2 separate regions of the Homo sapiens genome follow, and region 1 is linked to region 2. A link is a loop called in an ENCODE intact Hi-C map of the cell type or tissue named here. Cell type or tissue: heart right ventricle. All regions are shown on one strand. Each heading gives the region's core, and the rest is flanking DNA. Links, peaks and the distances in the headings are about the cores only.

Region 1 (9,112 bases), core at 583-8,582, 350 kb before region 2:
AGACTAAAAATAGATTATTTCAGCTGTGATGAGCTCATTTGAGATGATCATCCAAATATTGGTGTTGTCAGACAAAAACTTTAATGCAGCTATTGTAACCATTCTCCATGAGACAAAGTTGAACACTCTTGAAATGAATGGAAAAATAGCAGTGAAATAGAAACTAAAGCCAAACAAATGAACAAACAAAACAAATGAAAATTATAGAACTGAAAAACACAATATCTGAAATTTAAAATTAACTCTATGGGTCCAATAGCAGAATGGAGCTGATAAAGAAGAGTCGGTGAACTTCAAGATAGATCAATAGAAATTATACAGTCTGGGCTGGTCGTGGTGGCTCGTGCCTGTAATCCCAGCACTTTGGGAGGCTGAGGTGGGCAGATTGCTTAAGGCTAGGAGTTCAAGACCAGCCTGGCCAACATGATGAAACCCCATCTCTACCAAAAAATACAAAAATTAGTCAGGTGTGGTGGCACACGCCTGTCGTCCCAGCTACTCAGGAGGCTGAGGCAGGAGAATTGCTTGAACCCAGGAGGGCAGAGGTTGCAGTGAGCTGAGATAGCGCCACTGCATTCCAGCCTGGGCAACAGAGTGAGACCCTCTCTCAAAAAAAAAAAAAAAAAAAAGAAAGAAAGAAAAGAAAGAAAATTATACAGCCTGAAACACAGAAAAAAGGAAGAAAAACAGTGCTGCAGGGACCTATGGAATAATATCAAAAGGTCTAGCATTTATGTCATTAGAGTCCAGAAAGAGAGCAGAAATATTAGTGTAGAAAAAATATATAAAGGAATAATGTGTGAAAACTTCACAAATTTGGTGCAAGATACATGTACAAATTCAAGAAGCTCAGTGAAATCCAAACAGGATAAACTCAAAGAAAACTACACCAGCATCATAATGGAACTGCTGAAAACTAAAGATGAAAAAAAAAAATACCTTGAAAGCAGCAGTCTCATTCATGGGATTGAATGAAATTGAATGAAAGCATGTTCACACAAAAAACAATACCCATATATTTATAGCATCTTTATTGATAATTACTAAAAACTGAAAAACCCAAATGTCCTTCAACTAGCAAATAGATAAACAGATGTGGTACTTCTGTGCAGTGGACTACTACTCAGTAGTGTAATGAACTGTTGATACACACATTAGCATGGATGAATCACAAATGCATTATGCTGAATGCAGGAAGCCAGACTGAAAAGATTACACACACTATGATTTTTTTATATGACATTCTGGAAAAAGCAAAACCTTAACGACAGAGAAGCATCAGTGGTTGCCAGGGGTTAAGGCTGGGTGTACAATTTGTCTACAAAGAGGTGGTACAAAGGAGTTATATCACAGTGATAGAATGTTCTATCCTGATTGTGGTGGTATTTATATGACTCTATTTGTTAAAATCCATAATGATGCACACCAAAATAAGTGAATTTTACTGTATGTAAATTAAAAAGAAATCACCAGCACATGATTTCATATCTGATATGGTTAATATATCTTCATGACTATGTGAAGTATAGAAAAGATTCATGTAATCTCTTATCTATTTTGAAGTCATTTTCCATTTGATTCCATAAACTTTCAGGAAGCCAAAAATGGAATAAACAATGAAATGGTCTCTGATACATACAGAAAGCTTTCCAAAAAAGAATTTTGTGTTTCATATGCCAGGCAGATGTTTTGTAGGGTCAGCTTACCACAAAAGGCCTCGCTGAAAAAATGCAGTATAAAAGTAGGGGCCTGTAAGAGAAAGAGAAGCACATTGACTCCAGAGGAGGTCTACTGTTTTATAAAAGAAGCCAAGCAAATTTGATGGACTGGTGAAAACAAGAACAAAGAATCTGACATGTCTTGGAAGCTCTGGGTTTTGATAATTAGGGAAGTATTTAGAATGCTGTCTCGAGGAATCACATCTTTTGTGCTGAGATATATCCCTGCTTGTGTTCTGAAATATACATGGAGTGGGCAGGCTTGGACTGTTTAAATGAAGCAGATTTTTTACATTCTTGTGACACTAGGAAGACTTTTCCTGAATGTAGGATTTTTTCTTTAACGCACCTCTCATCCAAATGGCAAAACATCCAGGATGGGTGCTTACTTGCAATGAGATCTCCCCAGCTGACCAGAGCTGTACTTTCTCCCACTGCTTATTCCCCCTCTGAAGTTACATCATCATTTTGCTCCCTGGTACACCATTATGGGTCTTATCTATTTTTATACATAAATATATTAAACAAAACTGTTGGTTTTAAGAAACTTTTGACCTATTCTAAGACCTATTCTCTGTTTTTCTATAAAAGTTTTATGGTTTTAGCTGTTGCATTTAGGTCTTTGATCTATCTTCTTTTTCCTCATACAGTATTGTTTTTATTGAGATATAATTCATATACCATGAAATTCATCCTTTTAAAGTATACAGTTCACTGGTTTTTAGTATATTCACAAAGTTGTGCAATCATCACCATTGTCTAATTCTAGAACATTTTAAAAATTAAACATACAAGAAATTCTCTACCCCTTAGCAGTTACTCCCAACTCCCTTTCCTCCCTCTGTCAATCACATAATCTATGTTTTGTCCTTATGGATTTTACTAAGCTAGACATTTCGTAAAAATGGAATCATACAATATATGGCTTTTTGTGTCTGGCTTCTTTTATTTGGCATAATGTTTTAGATGTTCATCCATTTTGTAGCATAAATCAGTATTTCATTTCTTTTTGCTGATGCATAATATCCCTTTTATTGCTATACATTGCTGAAAATATACATTTTAAAAAATCCATTAATCAGTTAATGGATATTTGGGTTGTTCCTACTTTTTTGGGCTATTATGAATAATGCTGCTATGACCATTCAGGTACCAATTTTTGTGTGGACATATATTTTTACTTCTCTTGGGTATATACCTAGGTGTGGAATTGGTGGATCATGTGGTAAATCTATGTTTAACTTTATGAGGAACTGCTAAACCCTTTGCCATGGTTTGAAGGTATCTCCCAAAAGTTCATGTGTTGGAAACCGAATCCTTCTGTCCTCATGAATGGATTAATGAGGGTTTTGCCATCATGAATAGATTAATGTCACTGTCACAGGAATGGGTTCATTACATTGAGAGTGGCTTTGTTATAAAAGTGAGTTCTCTCAGTCTCTCTTGCTCTTGCCCTCTTATCATATGATGCCCTCTGTCATGTTATGACACCACATGAAGGCCCTCACCTGGTGCCAGCACCATGTTCTTAGACTTCCCAGCCTCCAGAACCATGAGCTAAATAAACTTGTTTTCTATATAAATTAACCAGCCTATGGTATTCTGTTACAGCAACAGAAAACAAGACTAAGACACTGTTTTTCAAAGCAGCTGCATCATGTTACACTCCCACCAGCAATTTATGAGTGTTCCAGTTTCTCCACGTCCTTACCACCACTTGTCAATTGTCTGTCTTTTTTGTTATATAGTAATCCTATTGGGTATAAAGTGGTATCTTCTTATGGTTTTAGTTTGTGCCTCTTGGATGACTAATGTGGGACATCTTTTTGTGTATCTATTGACCATCTATTTTTGTGTATCTTCTTTAGAGAAATGTCTATTTAAATCCTGTGTCAATATTTTAATTTGGTTATCTTTTATTATTGAGTTGTAATATGATTCATCTTTAATTTTTATGTGTGTTATGAAGTAGGGTTTGTCAAGGTTTTGTTTGTTTTTTTTAACGTAGATATCAGAATACTCTAGCATTATTTTTTTTTGAAAAAACTATTTCCCTATTGGTTGGTTTGGCACCCTTGCTAAAAAGCAAATGACCATTTAAATGTGGTTGTTTTACTAGGCACTCCATTCCAGTTCCATGAAATCTTGATTACTGTAGCTTTATAGTAGTTCTTGAAATTGGATAGTATAATTCTTCTAACTCTGTTCTTCTATTTGAAAATTGATTGCAGTCTTGGGATAAATATCACTTTATCATCATGTTTGTGGTAGGCAGAGTAATCCCCCGTCTCCCTCCTGCCTCCAAACATGCCCTAAAGCCTGGAACCTGTGAATATGTTATGTTATATGACAAGGGGAATTAAGATTGCAGACCAAATTAAGGTTTCTGATAAACTGACCTGAAGATGAGGAGATTGTCCTGGATTATCTGGTTGGACCAGTGCAATCGGTGACCTTAAAAGTGGAAGAGGGAGGCAGAAGAGGAGGTCGGGTAATATGATATGAAAAGGATTCAACCATCATTGATGACTTTTTTTTTTTTTTTTTTTCCTGAGACGGAGTCTTGCTCTGTCGCCAGGCTGGAGGGCAGTGGCGCGATCTCGGCTCACTGCAAGCTCTGCCTCCCAGGTCCCGGGTTCACACCATTCTCCTGCCTCAGCCTCCCAAGTAGCTGGCACTACAGGCGCCCGCTACCATGCCCAGCTAATTTTTTTGTATTTTTAGTAGAGACGGGCTTCACTGTGTTAGCCAGGATGGTCTCGATCTCCTGACCTCGTGATCTGCCTCCTTAGGCCTCCCAAAGTGCTGGGATTACAGGCGTGAGCTACTGCGCCCGCCCATTGCTGACTTTGAAGGTGAAGGAAGAGGGCATGAATCAAGGAATGCAGGATTTCAAAATGGTAGTATAGAAGCAAGCCAGCTTCAATCCCTCAATAGAAGACCAAAAACAAATATATAGCATTGAGATTTTCACCAGCAACAACCCAGAGTTCAAGTATGAGGATGAGACAGCCCCCAGGGCCACAGAGAAGTGGAAAAACCTTGAGCATATGATTGGAGAATCAGATTTCCACGTCTGCGAGTCCCCTCCCCTACATTCTTTCAGCACCAAGCATGTGGAAAATCTCCCTCAATTCTGTTTTTACACTGGAAAAAGTGAAATTGAGTGGTCAACCAGCTTCCTCACCTTCTTGGGTTCCGTAGCAGGAGTCCTGTCCCTGCCTTAACTCATGGGAAGCATTGTGAGTGCCTGTAGGGAGAAATATCTCTGAGGACAGGCTGCAACAAAGGTCAGAAGGTGAGACTACCATCCCCAACCCTGGAAACTCTGCTCTGTAACTCAGCCAAATGAGACACCAAATCAGAGTGGCTATTCAGCAGCACCACACTGTAGGAGGTACATTCCACAGGTTCCCATGGGCAGGAACCCCTAGCCAGTCTTCCCACACTGCTGACTAGGGGTTCCTGCCTAGGAGCCTGTAGAACATACCTGGGATAATCCCTTTGGTGACTCCCCCATTTGGGACAGGCAGCACTGCAACCGTTTACTAGAGCCAAAGTGAACCTGGGCTTATAGCGCCACCTAGAGCCGAAAAGGAGGCAGCAATCTAGTTGCAAAGATTAAGCAAATATATTCAATGAAAGACAAAACAAGCTGGACAGAGAAAACTAGAATCAATAATTAATCCTTCAATGCAAAGACATAGACATATACCCGCAAGTAACAACAGCAAACAGGGAACCACAGTCTCCCCAAAGGACAAAGCAAAAATCCAATGACTGACCCTAACGAGATGGCGACTATTAGCTTCTGACCAATAATTTAAAATAGCAGTTTTAAGGAAACTCAGGTATCTCCAAGATAATACAGAAAAGCAGAAATTTATCAGAGAAATCTAACAAAGAGATTGAAATAATTTTAAAAAATCAAACAGAAATCTTAGAACTGAGAAATACATTTGCCAAACTGAAGAACTCTTAAGAGGCTCTGAGCAGCAGAGTGAGCCAAGCAGAGGAAAGAATCTATGAGCTCAAAAACCAGCTGTGTGAAAATACACAATCAGAGAAGAAAAAAGAAATAAGAATAAAATGTAACAAAGACCACCTACAATATGTAAAAAATTACCTCAAAAGACCAAATCTAAGAATTACTGCTGTTGGTGTTCAAGAGAGAGTGAAGCGAGAGCAAGGGGTAGAAAGTTGATTCAAAAGGATAAGAACTGAAAACTTTCCAAAACTTGAGAAAGAGAAATATCCAGCTACAGAAAGGTCAGAGAACACCAAACAGATTTGACCCAAATAAGACTACTCCAAGGCATAGAAAAATGAAACTCTCAAAGGTCAAGGACAAAGAGAGGATCCTAAAAGCAGCAGAGAAAAGAAGCAAATAACACGTAAAGTAGCTCTAATTCATGTGGCAACGGATTACTCTAAGGAAACTAAACAGGCCAGGAGGGAGTGGAATGGCATTTTCAGATTGCTCAAAGAGAGACAAAAAAAGCCTGCCATCCAAGAATATTGTATCCAGCAAAATTATCATTCAAATATAAAGGAGAGATAAAATCTTTCCCAGACAAACAAAAGCTGAGAGAATTCACCACCACTAGATCCATCTTGCAAGAAATACTAAAGGCAGTTCTTCAGTCTGAAAGAAAAAACGCTAATGTGCAAAAGAAAACTTTTCAAAGTATAAAACCTACAGGTAAAATTAAGTACCTGGACAAACTCAGAATACTCTCTTACTGTATTGCTGGTATGCAATCCACTCATAACTCTACTATGAAGCTCAAAAGACATGAGCCAAGGAGTGAAAACAGCCTCTAGAAGCTAGAAAGGCAAGGAAATGGATTTGCTAGAAAGGCAAGGAAATGGAACTTCCAGAAGGGAATGCAGCCCTCTCAACACCTTGACATTAGCCCAGTGAGACCTGCATCAGACTTGTACAGGCCTCAGCAGCTGAATGTATTGTACAGCCTGCAGAACTGTACAATAATAAGTGTGTATTGTTTAAGCTGCTAAGTGTGTGGTAATAGAAAACTAATGTATGTTTTTTTATATAAAGCTAAATTTGATTTCCTAAATATTGTTAAAGATTTTTACACCTGTGTTCATTGTGGTTTTCTTTTTCTGTAATGTCTTTGTTTCATTTTGGTGTCAGAGTAATGCTGGCCTCATAGAATAAGTTGGGAAGTACAGGATTCCTATCTATTTTTTGAAAGAGTTTGTATAGAACTAGTATTATTCCTTTCTTAAATGTTTGGTAGAATTTGCCAATGAAGGCATTTGGGCCTGAAATTTTCTTGGTGAGAAGGTTTTGTTTTGTTTTGTTTTGAGACAGAGCCTCACTCTGTCGCCCAGGCTGGAGTGCAGTGGCACAGTCTCGGCACTGCAACCTTTGCCTCCCGGGTTCAAGCGATTCTCCTGCCTCCGCCTCCTGAGTAGCTTGGATTATAGGTGCCTGCCACCACACCTGGCTAATTTTTGTATTTTTAGTAGAGCCGGGGTTTCTCCATGTTGGCCAGGCTGGTCTCGAACTCCTGGCCTCATGTGATCCATCCACCTCAGCCTCCCAAAGTGCTGGGATTACAGGCGTCAGCCACCGCACCCGGCCTGTGGGGAGGTTTTTAATTACTAATTTCAATGTCTTTAATGGGTATAGGGCATGTACGTTATCTATTTTTTCCTGAATGAACTTAGATTAATCATTTTTGAAGTCTTAGTTGCTAGAAAAAAATATTTAAAAATTGGTGAATTTTCTCATTAAAGCAGCTTTTAGTGCATTTTTGAATATAGTAAATATAAATATTTTATATTTATAGAATATATTTTAGATCTGAAAAATAATTATTATGAGAGTCCACATATTACAAAAATACAAATATTATATCTGAGTCCTTACTTACCAGGAGATCTGATTATAACTTGATTTCCCATACATTTATGCCACTCCCATGGGCCATAAACATGCCAGTCACTGTGATAAATTTACTTTGTAAATCAATTAATTGACTTTGTGATTATATATATATCATTTACAGTGATTCTGCTTCTAAAAAGTGGAACCTCTTTCCATATGCTGTTAGAATTATTTATAAGCTTACAGAGGTTTAGGCCAGACCCCAAACTGTGTTAAATTCACAAGGTAATGAGTGCTAACCTGTGAAGCCTCTTGAAAGAGAGGTCACTACCTATCTCTGGCCATATGTCCCAATCCTGCCATTGTATAGGGCAGTGGTTTTTACTGAGAGTATTTTAGAAATTCACTTGAGTGTTACTGATAGTTAGTGAGTAGGGGGCTCAGGATGCAATGCCCGTAATAACCCCACACAGTGAGGAATTGTCCCAAGTCCTGTACAACTTACAAAATATCCTGCTGGTTAGTCATGAAGATTAAAAGCTTGTTTACAATTTTCTGAGACTAGAACCTAAGTCTAGTCTCTATGTTTTACACATAAACACAAAGTATTTTTTGCGTGGTTTTAATATATAATTAATATTCTAATCTTTATTTTAGCATTTATCCCTGCTCTCTCTTTTTTTTTGTATTTCTACTATAGAATGGCCTTAAGTCCAAATTTATTTCGTCTATAACTGTATGCACTCATCTAACCACTTTGCTATGTCTTTTAGGGTTGAACCTGCGCATTTTCCTATGAAATACATGCTATTTTATTATTAATTGCCTTTTTCTACTCTGTATTACACTGAGAGTTATTTTTTTTAATTAGACATATAGTTACAGTATTGTATATAAATTCCATTTCAGGACAAAGGAGCATCACAAAATATTTGTTATGAAAAGGGTGGGGATGTTAGATTTGAAAAGCCTGAGAGGCATGTTATAGAAACAAACTTTCTTCTGATTTCAGTACTTTTCCTATCATTATAGTTGCTATTACATAAAAATGTAAAGTCTTGGAATGAGTCCATATTACTGCTTCAAAATAACCAAAACAATAAAAATGGATTTAACTTCTATTTCGCCTACAAAATAGCCTAACACAATTATTATATCCATCAAGTCTAGGACATCCAGCCATAGTGCTCACACATATGCATAGTAATCACAAATTTCAGTGCACAAACTTAGATCTGCAAAGAATATAACTTACTTCTTTTTTACCCTGTCACTGAACGCAGTACCTCTGGGGTCCCTATTCTGCTGGGTGGAGGAAACCTGGTTCCAGTCAATTCAGATCATCTCAGTTAATTCATGATCTCATCCTGGCTCCCCTCCAGGGAGCCAGTGCGTTGGAGCTGAAGGAAGTGTGTGGTCCATAGTCATCCTTGCACAAGCCTCTGCAGAAACATTCCTGTTCCTGGCTGGCCTTTTTATATCATCCATCTAGATCATGCTGCGACCTCCTTGCCTGCGGAGACTCTTTGGACCATCT
Region 2 (9,112 bases), core at 557-8,556:
GTGGTGGGCACCTGTAGTCCCAGCTACTCAGGAGGCTGAGGCAGGAGAATGGCATGAACCTGGGAGGCGGAGCTTGCAGTGAACCAAGATCGCGCCACTGCACTCCAGCCTGGGCAACAGAGCGAGACTCTGTCTCAAAAAAAAAAAAAAAAATCACTGACATGAGGCAGATTGATTAATAGGAGGAAAGGCATACAAATTTATTAAACACGTATACACGAGTGCCTTCAGAATGAAGACCCAAAGATACAGGGGAAATTGCCCATTTTTGTGCATAGGTTCAACAGAGTATGAACAGGCATGTAGATATATGATTTGACAAGAGGGTATGATCTAATGCTAATAGCTTGAGTGGGGAAACCTAGCCTGTCTAGATTCCTCTTGGCCTCTCTGGGCATGCATTCCTTTCTTCTGGGTGTGGGGCAGTACCCTCTCTGCAATGAGGGTCTTAGGACCTACAGTCAAAAAAGGTAGATCAGAAAATTTCTTTAAGGCCAGTTTTTACATAGAATATTTTTAGGTTTCATGGCTGGCTTTTGGGAAAGGGGGTTCTGGCTTCTATAACCCACCTTGGGGAAGTGGGATTCTAGTTTTTGTGGCCTGCCTCAGGAGACTGGGACTGAGACATAGGAGGACAGGAGAAAGAGAATAACTTCATGTTTCTAAGGCTGCTGCTAGGGCTTCGTTTTGGGGTGTTGTTTTCTGAGCCCCAACAGTCTTTTATTTCTGATTGAATAGCTACCTTGTTAGAGGGAAAGACAGCTCAAGGTGGTGTCCAGGGCCTGGAGCCATTTCTCAGGGTGAATTAGGACCAGGAGCTGAAGTGGCCCCCAGATACAAACCTAGGAACCCCCAGGACAGTAGGCCCAATTACCAACTCACCAAGTCTTGGACTGACTGATCTCTTGGCTCTTTAAATTCAAAATTGCCCATAAGATTTGACGTTCAGCCATTCTCAAAAAGGCTCCCCAAATGACTTTGCTATGGAACTCTTCCAAGAAGTTACCTTGTTTATTTCTTAGACCAATGCACTCACAATTCCTTAGAAATTTCTACTTCCTCTTTTATCATTTATGAGGTGTTTTTTCCCACGGAATTCCCCGTTCCTCTAGATTCACTTTTATTCCATCCTTTGAAATTGCAGTTAGGCTTCCAGGAGATGTTTCCCTGATGATTTTACAATGTAAGAAAAGGGTTTAAAAATATTTGACACCCAAGAAGGAATGGTAGGATGTTTTGAGTCCAAGTTAGTAAATTGGCCACTGACTGCTCTGTCTTTTGGTGAATCACCATTGTTTAGTGAATGAGGTAAGAATCACTAATTCTAAGAAGCTGTTTCAGCAGCAAGATAAAAATAAATTCTCTCTATTCCCTTTGTCAGACATTCTGTCCAATATGAGAATAAATACAGAAGTATGGCTGGGCACGGTGACTGACGCCTGTAATCCCAGCACTTTGGGAGGCTGAGATGGGCAGATCACTTGAGATGAGGAGTTCCAGACCAGCCTGGCCAACATGGCAAAACCTCGTGTCTACCAAAAATACAAAAATTAGCCGAGCCTGGTGGTGGGAACCTGTAATCCCAGCCATTCAGGGGGCTGAGGCAAGAGAATTTCTTGAACCCGGGAGGCGGAGATTGCAGTGAGCCGAGATCATGCCACTGCACTCCAGCTTGGGCAACAGAGTGAGAATCCATCTCAAAATAAATAAATAAATAAATAAAAATAAATAAAACAGAAGTAAAGAGGATCCTTTTTCAGTCTTGTGTTCAGCATCCAGTGTCTCCCTGTGCCTTCACTGCATTCCGGCGCTCTCCCTCTCCATGCATAGGGACTATTTTGGAGTTTGGGCCCTGAATTGAGACTGCTCTTGACTGTTCTTGGTCTTGTGAGAGCTCTCTTCATAACGGCCTGAATCCTTGGTTTGAGTTTGCCCTCCTCTCATGAATCTTCACCCACTATTGGGATCATCATGTTCTCATGACTAGAGTATTAGTTCAATGTCTTCCGTGCCATGGCTGTTGAAAGTGGAGAACCTGGTTGTGAAGATGGATGAGCCTTTTCTTTTCAAAGGAGTAGAAAATTGTATGGGAGGCTCCAGATTGGTGGCCAACAGGCAGGTAAGAAGTAGCGTGGTTTGCTAGTGGTCCAGTAGCCTGTGTGCAAGCTTGGCCTCCTGATCCACTATGGGTTATATTATTTATTGTTATTGAATTTCAAACGTGGAATTTATTCAGAGTGAATTGTAACATTTGTTCTGTAGGAATCAAGACTTCTGTCAATGCTCAGAAATACTGTACCTGAAGAAAACAACCCCCAGTTTTTTGCATATAACTTCTAGGAAAGTTTTTCAAGGATCAAGATGATTTTGAGTGGAAGTTTCTTAATGTCTAATTACTGGAGAGCTGCACTGTGGTGACCTTTAGAGTCATAACCCCCACTCAGGAATTACCATATTGTGTGCTACTTCCACATATTGGAAGGTATTTTAGACATGGATGCAACATTTATGGGACATGTATTAAGGCAGCAAGACAAAATATATTCAACTGGAACTGTTCTAAAAATCCAGAACTCATGACCAGACTTTCCAAAATCGTGTTACAGGAAAGTGGTCTTCCTCCGCCTCTATAAACTTACTCCTGATGAAAGAAAATCGAGCAGAATTTATTGTTATTGGAGGGCTACTCAGAGTCTTCAGCATGCCAATGTGTGTTGTGGCTCTTCAAGGGGATACAGGACTCAGTGTCTGTCCTGGGATTGCTTTGATCTCAGAGTACCTATGGCCCTGCCCCAGAACTCCTATAACTCTGACCCAGTTGGGGAGATGCTGACATGTGGTAGGTTAAAAATGGTTGCACATTCTTTTTCACTCTGCCATTAATAACTGGAGTCTTATTTCCCTGCCCCTTGGGTCTGGGCTGGCCTTCTGACTTCCCTTCATGGCTGAAATGTGGCAGAAGTATTGTGTAAGTTCTAGAGTCTCAGCCTCAAAGGGTCTGACTACTTCCACTTTCACCTTCTTGGAACTCTGCTCTGAGACCTCTGTGTAAGTAAGCCAGTCTCGCCCCAGAAGGATAAGGGGCCTGCAGAGGAGAGCCAAGGTTCCCCTGTTGGCAGGCAGCATTCATGACCAGACACGTGAAGGAAGCCTTTGTGGGCCTTCCTGCGCAGCTGACTAGCTGAAAGCCATCGTGAGCCAGCCCAGGAGAAACCAGCAGAGGAACAGCCAGCCGAACCCTGGGATTGTGAGAAATAATCAGGTATTTTAAGCTATGAAATGTTAAGGCACTTTGTTACTCAACAATAGTTAACAGATACAACCAACATAAGCAGTATCACCCAATAGAAATGCTGATATAAGACAGAAAAATACAATTTTCTTATCTAATCTGATACTTTCTAGGAGGCTTTTCTGGTTTAAATCTAAATTTCTGGATAGGAGTTTTCCAGAAACCTGAATCAGGTGAATAGTTAACAAGCACATAATATGTTTGGCACATGAGGAACAGCACAGAAAATGGCATTTAATCCCAGGGTGCGTGATCCAGCATAAGTCTGCCAGTGCTGCCTAGGAAAGGTGAGGGGAGCTGAGGGAGAAGTTCTAGCCCTCATAGCTGCCCCCAGCAACAGCTTTCCAAGGGCTGACAGCTACCTGTGAGGGTGACCAGTGTCACTTAGGGCTCATTCTGACAGCTGAATAAGATTTACACAGACATGGCTGTAGATACGGCCCTTCTGCTCTGTTTGCTGACCAGCTGTGGGATGGGAGACCTTTCCAGTGTTCCTTTCATAGACCAAGTTTAATTATTACTGGCTCCAGGGGCAAATCTGATTAGCAGATGTCACAGGGGGCCTGTTTTCAGCAGGCCTTTGGTGAGATGCAGAAATGTGAGAGGGCTGCTGGTGGGCGCTCCCCACGGAGGCTGGACAGGCAAGTGCTTGGGACTGGGCCTGGGCCAGCACCAGCTCCTTGGATACAACATCCACTACCTTCTCCATGCCCCAAGGCCGGGTGGAGCTCTTTACGTGGAAGTGCAGACTGTAGCTTATGTACCGTAGCTGGGAGGCCTCTGCATCGCCACATCCAGGCCTTAAAACACTCAGAGCCAAGGATCGTGACAGTCATGCTACAGCCGTGCTGGCCAGAGTGAGTTGGGAAGAACCAGAAGGACCTTGCAGTCATGGGAGCTGGAGCTGGAAAAGACCCACTTGGTCATGAAGGCTCTTCCTCCGTCTCGGCCTGATCATTCCCTCGGGATCCTCCCGAGTGCTTTGTAAATCTGTTTCCGAATGACTCAGGCTGGGAGTCTTCCAGCCATTCCCTGGGGAGATGTAGCGGCCTTTCCTGAGGAGGAAATATTTTCTTCACGATGGGTTGGGATATTTTGTTGGTTGGCTCCAGCCCCAACCCTCCTGGCCAGTCTCCCTCAGACCACCCTGAACAGGCCCCCTGTACCTCTGGGTTCCCACAGTGAGACCTACGTCATGCTTCCGCTGAGCGGCAGTTAAACCGAGGAGGCGGGGCCTGCTTCCTAGTCCTGGTGCTTTCTGAAGCAATGACTTTCTCCAGCTGCTTTGTTATCCTGATCCCCTCCTCTGAATTTCTCAATTTTTTTTTTGTCCCTGTTAATATTTCATACGTGTGGAAACTGTGCTGGTACTTCACAGACATTGGAAGGACTGTGTATTCCACCATGAGAAAGGCATTTTCATTGCAAATTATTTTAAAATTTTGGTGAGGTTTTGATAGATTGGATTGACCTTGGTTTCCATGCCACTGCTCAGTGAGTATAAAGAAGTGTAAATGCACTATGGCTCCTCCAGAAGCCCAGAGTAATGATATCAGACGTCATGTGTGCTGGCTGGCACAGCCATGTAAACACTGTGGTCCTAGGACATTGCTTTTGGGGAGTTGATGTAACTCAATGTGTAGTCAGTAAAACAAAGAAAGGAAGGGTTTGTGTGTCTGCCCAGCCCACAGCCATGTTGGGAACATTTAGGAAGCACAAGATCGTGGTTTGTGGGCTCTGCCTCTGTTGTTACTGATGCAGCCGTGAGATGAGGAGCAGGAGTGCCCCGGTGAGCCTCTTAGGGTTCGGGCTGAGTGGCATTTCTAGGCCATAAGATGGAAATTGGAAGGATGGTTTAGATCAGCGCCCTTCTGAGCCTGTTCCACAGAGTGTTCCACTTTCTAGGGACATTTTAGGAGCTACCTGGAGGTGATGGGGGCCAAGGGGACCCTCCTCAACCCCCTACTTTTTTTTTTTTTTTACCAGTACAGTTCTGCTTTCATCTGTTTCCTATGCAGAACTGGGGTTGTTTGTCAGATTCTGTAAACAGTGTTTCATGCTCAAAAAGAAAGTTTGCAAACCACAGGTTCAGAGGACTGACTTCTAATAAAAACAAACAGAGAGAAACCTCTTTAGCCAGGCAACTAATGATTACATTTCTGGGATCTGCATCGATCAATCCACAGACATTTGGAAGCAGCCAAAAGCAAAGCACTAAACAAATAGATGTTTCTGTGTGACCACTATGTCATCAAGAAACTCGTAGTCAATATACACAGAAGACGCAGACTGTGACCTCTAAGTAGCAAGGAGACAGGAGGCCAGTTCTAGTCATATGTGCAGGTGATTCTGCCAGATTGTGGTGTTCTAAGTAAGCACCAGCAAGTCCTGGAGTCGAGGTTACTGAGAATCATGTGATAAAAAATATCATTTATGGAGAGCTTTCCATTTGTTGATCACTGTTTCTAGGATGCATTGCTCATCCTACAAAATGTAGGTTCTATTATTATCCCTGTTTCATGCATGGGGAAGCTGAGTCTTGAGGTTGAGTGGTTTGCCCAAGGATAAAGTAGTGGGGGTGGGGATAGGCCCTCTTGGCTAGAGCCGATGCCCTTGCATACACTGCTGCCGTGTCCCTCTCATGGTTTTAGTGAGTGGAGTGCCTCAGAACGGCTACTTTGAAAAGTGTCTTTCCTGCCAGAGATGCGGCTTTATGATCAATCCACTCAAAAATTGCCCCATATAAAGTTGAAATTTAATGTTGCATGTAAATGATCTTTATCGTAGAAAAGAGAATATAGAGAAAATAAGCCAGCAGTATAATCTTAACAATGTGTGCAAAAACTACGCAGACATGTACAGCCCTGAAAGTGTGCGTTTGTGCTTGGGTTTAATGGCTCACAGACGGTCACTCCAGAGTTTTTAGTGGTACCGTAGAAATTAGAACTCAGTAAGTAACATGACCAAGGTATAGGAGAGCAACTTTTGCACAGGTTTTAAGTTTTAAAGTTTGGGTATTTTTCTCAGATTGTATCTTAGTTTCTTCATTTCAGCCTCTGTATCATGGCCTTAGCTAAAGACTGAGAAGTAAGGATGAGTCTTTTTGAGGGTCTGCCCTTGACTGACTTCATACCCTTCCAAATGTATATGAACCAGTGTCTTATTCTTTATTCTGGCCAATAAGATTGTTCAGGCGAGTGTCTTAGATTCTGCAGAAAGTTATCTTCGGTCAGTTGACTCTGTTGGAACAAAGTAGGTCTCCTAAAGAGTGAATTTAACAGGCACTTAGGTTTGTTTTGATAGGTGCATTTGGAAAAGCTGGGACTGCTTGAGAAACTATTTCACAGCACATCCAGGTGGCTCGAATGATCGGCCTCCACGCATCACACCAAGTCTTTTTAAACAAGATGAACGCTGTAGTGAGTTCGTCTCATGGAGCAAGTGAGGCCCTCAGGGAGAAACATGAACTTATGTGGGTGCTTGGGAAGTATTGAATAATAACTCTTTCAAGCCATGAGGTCCCCATTTGCCTAGCAGACATTTATGAACAGTACCTTGGTGGCTTAAAAATGTTCATTTTCTTTCCCAAGTGCCTAACTCTCTTCCTGAAAGTAGTGTTTTCATTGAAGGCTTGGACCATGCTGGATCTTCACAGAGAAATCCTACTCTTGATTCTATAGCAGACAATGGTGACTTTGCTGAGATAGAGCCTTCGGTGTTGCCTCCTGATGGGGAATGTGTTGGGTAAGGGGGACATGAAGAAGTGGCTAAGTATCAGCCATCTAATACCCTGCAGATCGTATTGGAGCTGGACGTGAAGAAGCGCTCTCTGCGTGGTTTTGGACCAAATGGCTGTGAAAGTGTATGATCCGCCTCACAGTGACAAGCAGCTTGTCAGTGGTTTCCAAAACATCTGTCTCAAAGTGGCGGTTGAAATTCCTACAAGGGAGTGTTTCCATTCATTGTCCATGAGAAATGAGAGAGAGTGGGAGTGAGTGATGCACGATCCAGAGGAAATGCGTGCACTCTCCACTTGGGATTACAATGCAGATGAATTCCATATTTTGGTTAGGGAATTTTTTCTTTTAAAAAAAGAAAAGACAAGAAAGAAAAGCTTGTCGCTGTCCTGGTTACTGAAAAGCAGACTAAAATGGAGTTAAATGCAGGCTGGAACGTTCATTTCAGCTGGATTTTTTTTTCTGTTTTGGGGTGTGTGTGTGTATACGTGTGTGTGTGTGTGTGTAAGAAGATGGCCTGGGACTTCCTGGCACACTTTTCTGCCTTTGGCCCCAGTTTCCCACCAAGGTGGCCTGACCTTGCTGATGAGTCACTTTAAAACTGCTGCGGTCAGCAAGCTGTGGCTCCGTCACTGCATCCGCACAGATCAGCTACTTGAAGATTCAGACAACTGCTACATATACATCCTATTAACAAAAATCACAACAGAGGTTTTCCCAGCTAAAGTTTTACTGTAAAAATGGTAGCCCTATAAGAAAGCCACTATTAGTTTTCATTTAGAGATTTTTTTTTATGTCTACCCCTGTCCCCTACTATGTCAATTCAGGAGTGCTGAAGCCGATTTGCTTTTGTATATTGTGTTCAAAATGTGCTACCTGTAATGATGCAAAACCAAAGACCTGAGCTCTGCTTTACCCTCTGAGGTGTCGTGCAATAGATATTTATTGCAGACCTGCTCTGTGTGCCAGATGCCTGTGCAAGGATGCAGTGTTGCCTGTGGGAGAGACACATGATCCCCTCTTGGAGTTTACTGTCTACAGCAGCTGGGGTGTTGAAGTTCTCACAGGTTGGGGGCTTCAAGTAAGAGGACAAACTATATCTGGAAGACAGCCACGTGGGAAGCTGCCATAACAAGGGACTCTGAATGGGCAGGTCAAGCCATTGCTGTCCTGGCACTGGTGGGTGGTCAGTGATTGTCCTCAGCACTCCCTCAGTGCCCTTCACTAGAGCCAGGGAAGAGTGCTTGCCAGCCTGCCCCTCTCACCTGGGCATATCTGCCACTGGAGGTAGATTGACTTCCACCATTCTGAGTCTCTGCTATCTCCACCTGGAATTGCAAGAGACAATCAAAGGCAAAGTCAGACTCTCCCCTCCACCTCCCGTCCCAAGTCATCTTCTCTGCCTTTAGTTCACGTGCAGCAATGGCATGATGTCTTGCTCTAATCTTCCTATTTTGTCCTTGTCACTATACACACATCTCACCTGTCTCCCTTAGTCCTCCAGCTGTGTGTTCCTGAAGGTGACTTGACTTGCTGAGGAAAGGGTCGCTCTTCAGCCTCACCTTGGTCCCCTGTATCCTGGGGATTTCTGGGACCTGCAGCCCTAGTGGGGCTGCCCTGGGCTTTGCTGGCTCCTGACCTCATCCCTGCAGCCAGAAGGCCAGGCCTGGGGTCTGAGGATTCTCTCAGGGACAAGGCTGAGGGCTTGGCTCTCCTACTGTGCCGCACTCTCTCAGAGGGGCAGTGAGGGAGAATGGCCAGGTGGAGGCCCACCTGGAGCCCAGAGAGCTCTGTGGATGCATGCTGTGCCCCTGCTTGTAGGGACAGAGCCCCAGGGAGATTCCCACTGAAGCAGCCTCGTTGTCTGGGGTGATACCTGAAGTTCGTTGTCTCACTGAGGAAATCAAGGACGTGGACACACAAGGAATGAGGTTAGGAGGAGAAATTTAAAAGGCAGAAGAAAGAGAATGGCTGTCTCTGTTGCAGAGAGAGGGGTCCCAAACAGGTTGCCGATCTGCGGTGAAATGCAAAGGGTTTTATAGATGCCGGGTGAGGAGGTGGTGTCTGGTTTACATAGGGCACA

The links. Hi-C counts contacts between places; a loop is a spot of excess contacts. Peaks named below come from ENCODE experiments on the same cell type or tissue, not always from the same donor. Only the 100,000 strongest peaks of a DNase experiment are listed, where the experiment ranks them.
Region 1: a loop joins it to region 2, with 2.2 times the contacts of the local background. A loop is called at or near these places in 22 of 110 quality-filtered maps.

The regions. Positions count from the first base shown.
Region 1 is chr5:78,896,203-78,905,314 of GRCh38, reverse strand. The region is part of intron 4 of ARSB (arylsulfatase B); the gene reads left to right. Among named protein-coding and RNA genes, the nearest start is that of ARSB, 85 kb to the left of the region's middle. RefSeq lists a silencer at 5,157-5,246. In heart right ventricle, for the core only: a CTCF peak has its summit at 5,306 (motif pointing left); a DNase peak (open chromatin) is centred at 5,274.
Region 2 is chr5:78,543,176-78,552,287 of GRCh38, reverse strand. All of the region lies in intron 3 of LHFPL2 (LHFPL tetraspan subfamily member 2), which reads left to right. Among named protein-coding and RNA genes, the nearest start is that of LHFPL2, 100 kb to the left of the region's middle. RefSeq lists enhancers at 2,719-2,768, 2,869-2,918, 5,137-5,296, 8,005-8,822, 8,823-9,112. In heart right ventricle, for the core only: no CTCF peak of the experiment used is centred there; DNase peaks (open chromatin) are centred at 3,050 and 4,457; H3K27ac peaks cover 7,301 bases.